Linked DNA regions of Homo sapiens: region 2 is linked to region 1. A link is an interaction called in ENCODE POLR2A ChIA-PET data of the cell type or tissue named here. Cell type or tissue: K562. All regions are shown on one strand. Links, peaks and the distances in the headings refer to the core of each region. The heading gives the core; the rest is flanking DNA. Region 1 overlaps RPA1 (replication protein A1). Region 2 overlaps SMG6 (SMG6 nonsense mediated mRNA decay factor).

The links. ChIA-PET counts read pairs that join two places held together with the same protein. Peaks named below come from ENCODE experiments on the same cell type or tissue, not always from the same donor. Only the 100,000 strongest peaks of a DNase experiment are listed, where the experiment ranks them.
Region 2: POLR2A ChIA-PET joins it to region 1 with 6 read pairs; 5 of 35 experiments call an interaction of 5 or more read pairs at or near these places.

What each region holds. Positions count from the first base shown.
Region 1 is chr17:1,838,516-1,841,427 of GRCh38, forward strand. The region is part of intron 1 of RPA1 (replication protein A1); the gene reads left to right. Among named protein-coding and RNA genes, the nearest start is that of RPA1, 10 kb to the left of the region's middle. In K562, for the core only: no CTCF peak of the experiment used is centred there; a DNase peak (open chromatin) is centred at 1,206.
Region 2 is chr17:2,293,186-2,296,097 of GRCh38, forward strand. All of the region lies in intron 4 of SMG6 (SMG6 nonsense mediated mRNA decay factor), which reads right to left. Among named protein-coding and RNA genes, the nearest start is that of SMG6, 9.1 kb to the right of the region's middle. In K562, for the core only: no CTCF peak of the experiment used is centred there; no DNase peak of the experiment used is centred there.

The sequences.
Region 1 (2,912 bases), core at 156-2,655:
TTACTTGAACCCAGGAGGTGGAGGTTGTGGTGAGCCAAGATCGCACCATTGCACTTCAGCCTGGGCAACAAGAGTGAAACTCAGTCTCAAAAAAAAAAAAAAAAAAGAAATCTTTGCCTACCCGACCCAAGGTCACAAATCTTTTATGCTGTGTTTTCTTCCAGAAGTTTTATAGTTTTCGCTTTGCCTTGTGGTCTGTAATGCATTTCAAGTTTACTATTTTATCTATGATATATAGCTCTTTTTTAAATACAGATATTCAGTTGTTCCAGCCCTGTTTATTGAAAACACTATCCCATTTCATTGAGTTACTTAGTCACTTTATTTATTTATTTTTTTAATTTTTTATTTTTGAGATGGAGCCTCGCTCTGTCACCCAGGCTGGAGTGCAGTGGCACGATCTCGGCTCACTGCAAGCTCCACCTCCCGGATTCACAGCATTCTCCTGCCTCAGCCTCCCGAGTAGCTGGGACTACAGGCACCCGCCACCATGCCCGGCTAATTTTTTTTTGTATTTTTAGTAGAGACGGTATTTCACCGTGTTAGCCGGGATGGTCCCAATCTCCTGACCTCGTCGTGATCCACCTGCCTCGGCCTCCCAAAGTGCTGGGATTACAGGCGTGAGCCACTGCGCCCGGCCCCTTAGTCACTTTATATAAAATCAATGGACTGTATATGTGTATCTGTTTCTGGAATGTCAATTGATTTCTATGTTGGTGCTTATGTCAATACCACATCATCATAAACATTGAAGATTTATAGTAAATCTTGAAATCTGGCATTGTAAATTCTCCAGCTTCATTTTTATTTTTTATTTTTTATTTTTTTTGAGATGGAGTCTAGCTCTGTCGCCAGGCTGGAGTGCAGTGGTGAGATCTCGGCTCACTGCAACCTCCACCTCTCGGGTTCAAGCGATTCTCCTACCTCAGCCTCCTGAATAGCTGGGATTACAGGTGCCCGCCACCACACCCAGCCAATTTTTATATTTTTAGTAGAGACGGGGTTTCACTATGCTGGCTGGGCTAGTCTTGATCTCCCAACCTCATGTGATCCACCTGCCTTGGGCTCCCAAAATGCTGGGAGTACAGGCGTGAGCCACCGTGCCTGGCCTCTAGCTTCATTTTTTTTTTTTTTTGAGACAGGATCTCACTTAGTCATCCAAGCTGGAGTGCAGTGACATACATGATCATAGTTTACTGCAGCTTTATCTCCCTGGCTCAAGTGATCCTCCCTCCTCACCCTCTGAGTAGCTGGGACGACTGCGCCCAGCTAGTTTTTTTTTTTTTTTTTTTTTTTTTGAGACAGGGCTTTACTATCACTCAGGTAGAGTACAGTGGTGCCATCTCACCTTACTGCAGCCTCTGCTTCCCAGATGCAAACAATCCTCCTGCCTCAGCCTCTCGAGTAGCTGGGACTATAGGCATGTGCCACCACACCCAACTACTTTTTGTATTTTTTGTAGAGACGGGGTTTCACCATGTTGGCCAGGTTGGTCTCGAACTCCTGACCTCAAGCGATCCTCCTGTCTCAGCCTCCCAAAGTGCTGATCCCTTTGCATACACTGAAGTATAGAGAAACAAAGTACAATAAAAAAAAAGAAAAAGAAAATGAAAACAGACGTTTGTTTGTTTGTTTTGAGACAGGGTCATGCTTTGTCACCCAGGCTGGAGTGCAGTGGTGCAATCACAGCTCACTACAGCCTAGACCTCCTGGGCTCGAGTGATTCTTCCTCAGCTTTCTGAGTAGCTGGGACTACAGGTGTGCACCACATACCTGGCTAATTTTTTTTGAGATGGATTCTTTCTGTGCTGCCCAGGTTGGAGTGCAGTGGCGCGATCTCAGCTCACTGCAACCTCCGCCTCCCAGGTTCAAGCAATTCTCCTGCCTCAGCCTCCCAAATAGCTGGGACTACAGGCACGTCCCACCACGCCCGGTTAATTTTTTATATTTTTAGCAGAGACAGGGTTTCACCGTGTTAGCCGGGATGGTCTCAATCTCCTGACCTCGTGATCCTCCCACCTTGGCCTCCCAAAGTGCTAGGATTACAGGCGTGAGCCACCACCTGGCTAATTTTTTATAGAGACAGGTCTCCTTCTGTTGCCCCGACTGGTCTCGAACTCCTGAGCTCAAGCGATCCTCCTGCTTCCGTCTCCGAAATGCTGGGATTATAGGCAAGAGCCGCCGTTTGCAGCCTTGTTGGTAGTTTTCGGTGTGCAGTTCTTACATATGTATACTGTTAAATATATCCCTAAATAATTTACTTTTGAAGCCTGGCACGGTGGCTCACGCCTGTAATCCCAGCACTTTTTGGGAGGCTGAGGCGGGCAGATCACCAGAGGTCAGGAGTTTGAGACCAGCCTGGCCAACGTAGTGAAACCCTGTCTCTACTAAAAATACAAAAATTAGCCAGGTGTGGTGGTGCATGCCTGTAACCCCAGCTACGCGGGAGGCTGCAGCAGGAGAATTGCTTGAACCCGGGCATTAGAGGTTGCAGTGAGCTGAGATTGCACCACCACGCTCTAGCACGACAGAGCGAAACTCCGTCTCAAAAAAAATAAAATAAAATAAAGAAAGTTCTTTTGATGGTGTTTAAGTGGCATTTTTGAAAATTTCATTCTTCAGTTGTTTATTGCTAGTATATTGAAATACAAGTGATTATTCCACACCAGCCTTGTGTCCTGCAAACTTGCTAAATCAACTTACTAGTTTTTATAGATACCTTAGGATTTTCTATGTAAACGATCATATTGTCTACAAATAAAGGAAGTTTTATCTGTTCCTTTTTAATCTTTTTATTTTTTATTTTGAGAGGGAGCCTCACTCTGTCGCCCAGGCTGGAGTGCAGTGGTGCGATCTCAGCTCCCTGCAACCTCCGCCTCCTGGGTTCAAGCGATTCTCCTGTCTCAGCCTCC
Region 2 (2,912 bases), core at 315-2,814, 450 kb after region 1:
GTCAGCAGTGTGATACAAAATTTAGTGAGAAAGAGAGAGGGTGATTCTTGAGTCCCAGGCAAATGAAAGAAAATATTTTGATATTAGTAGTCAGGAGATCTGACTCTACGGAATAGTGTTGGATCTCAAGGAAGTCTTTGAGATGCTCTGGGACTCAGTTTCTTCACCTGAATGTAAAAGTAACTACTCTATAGGGTAACTGGAGGAAATAAATGTAAAAATATTTTATAAACTATAAAGAGACAAACAAATATGAAAACAATTGTTTACTCTATTCTTTTTTTTCCCCCCTAATAATTTCTGAGACAGCGTCTCACTCTGTTGCCCAGGCTGGAGTGTAGTGGCGTGATCTCAGCTCACTGCAACCTCCACCTCCTGAGCTCAAGTGATTCTCGTGCCTCAGCCTCCTGAGTAACTGGGATGATAGGCATGCGCCACCATGCCTGGCTAATTTTTTTATTTTTAATAGAGACAGGGTTTCGCCATGTTGCCCAGGCTGGTCTCAAACTCCTGGCCTCAAGTGATCCATGTGCCTGCCTCAGCATCCCAAAGTGCTGGGATTACAGGCGTGAGCCATCACGCCCACCCACTTTTTTTGCCATCATTATAGTCTTTCTTCAAACTGTTAACATCACTGAATTGTACCACGGCATTACATTACCTTCACCTAAAACAATGGATCGTCCTTTATCACACATTAACAACGTGCCACACACTGTGCAGGACTATGTGTTTTCTCACTGATTGGCTTGGCATCTGTCACTCAGAAAACAGAGTAAACCAATCCCAAGGCATGTGCCCCCCAAAATATCTCCCTAGGGAACACCACCTCACAGCACACAATATAATTCCACTCCACTCCACACAAAAGAAATTAACATATCACTGAATAAAGAACAAAGCTTCATTGAGAAGAAGATACTGACCCCTCAGGAAGGCACACTCACTAAGCGAAATAGCTACTGCACATTAACCTCCTACCTAGCACATAACTCAAATTTGTACCTCAGCAAAGTTATAATGACTACATATCACATACCCCAAGTCCTAACTGTTCCACAGATTCTATGAATGAACATCCCCAAAGGTGTTAAGAATCCTCTGTATTTAACTGATAAAGCACAAAGAGAACTGATTATGCCTCCATACTACATCCACTTTGTCATGTTGGTAAGAGACAAAAACAAAACAAAACAAAACAAATTCTTTCAAAGGCTCTCCGTCAGCCTCAGCATGAAGTCCTGGACGATTGAGCCTCTGCTTACCTCATCAGCACCATATTCCCGGTCACTTTCTGTACCTCAGTCAGACCAGACTCCAAAGTTCCCCTAACACACCACGGTGTTCTCCACTTCAGGGCCTTTAAGTATATTGTCCTCTTCCCCTAAAATGTTCCTCTCCTTGCATCTACACATACACCTTCACCTGGCTGAAGCTTTCGGCCTTCAGCGTTAGTTTAACTATGATTTTCTCAGTCTCACAGGATTCTTTAAAACTAGGTTAACCCTTTACAGTATACACCCCCAACATCCTTGGCAAAAGTCACTCCATCAGCAATTACTCATCCAAAGTCTGTACTCACCAGCAATCAAACACTAAACTCCAAGAAACAGGAGCACGGTTTTTTTTCAATCTGCACTGAATTGCCTCTGCCTAAAATACCACCAAGCATGTAAGAGGAACTCAATAAACACTTTTTTTTTTTTTTGAGATAGAGTCTCACTTTGTTGCCCAGGCTAGAGTGCAATAACGCAGTCTTAGCTCACTGCAACCACTGCCTTCTGGTTTTTAAGCGATTCTCCTGTCTCAGCCTCCTGAGTAGCTGGGATTACAGGCATGCACCACCACACCCAGCTAATTTTTGTATTTTTAGTAGAGAGGGGGTTTCGCCATGTTGGGCCAGGCTGGTCTCAAACTCCTGACCTCAGGTGATCTGCCTGCCTTGGCCTCCCAAAGGGCTGGGATTAAAGAGTGAGCCACTGCGCCCAGCCAAAAACATCTGTCCATCAGTAAGAAAGTGTGTATGTAGTAGAAGGAGCAAAAAGGCAAGAGGAAGCCTCTGCTCCATAAATCACGCTGCTCTCCCTAATGCATCTCTAACTGCTTCCTAAATATGCTCAACTTTCCAATCTTAAAACAAAAACTGGCCAGGCGTGGTACAGACAAAAAAAACGAAAAACAAAGAACAAAAAACCTTCTCTTAGAACCCTATGTTCTTTTAGCTGTCTTCCCTCCTTGTCTTCGCAGCCAAGATGCTTAAAAGAATGGTCTATATTACTCTCTGGCAATCTCTACTGCTTTATCTCTCTTCACTACAATCCGGCTTCCAGTTTCCCCAACTAAATTAACTCTTGATAAGTTCATCCAATCCAACGGACACTTTTTAGTAATCTTAACATTTGACAGCTCCATTGCACTTGACAATTTTACCTACCCCCACCTTGAAATGTAACCCCCGTTTCTGGCCAGCCTTCCCAGTACCCCAACTTTTGCTTCAACCACCACCTGTATCATGATGACTCATGAATCTATATCACCAGCCCAGCTTTCTCCTGACCTCCAGAGAGACCACAATATTCACTTGTTCACTTTCAAGTTCCTGTAACACACACACCTCCACATCAGCATATCCAAACCTGAACCAATCTCTTTCCTTTGCAGCCACTCCCCTGGACTACCAGCTGGGAGATGATTCAGACTCTTCATGCCTCCAATCTCATCCCTCACACCAAATCAGTCAACAATTCCATTCTATTTCCTTTCTTTCTTTCCAATCTGTCTTCTCTTTCCCATCTCCACGACCTCTATCTTAGTTCAGACCTACAACCTGACTCCTCTATCTCCACTCTTGCCCAGCTCCCATTCAAACTCACCAATTTGCCCAAGTGACTGGTTCTAAGAACAAATCTACC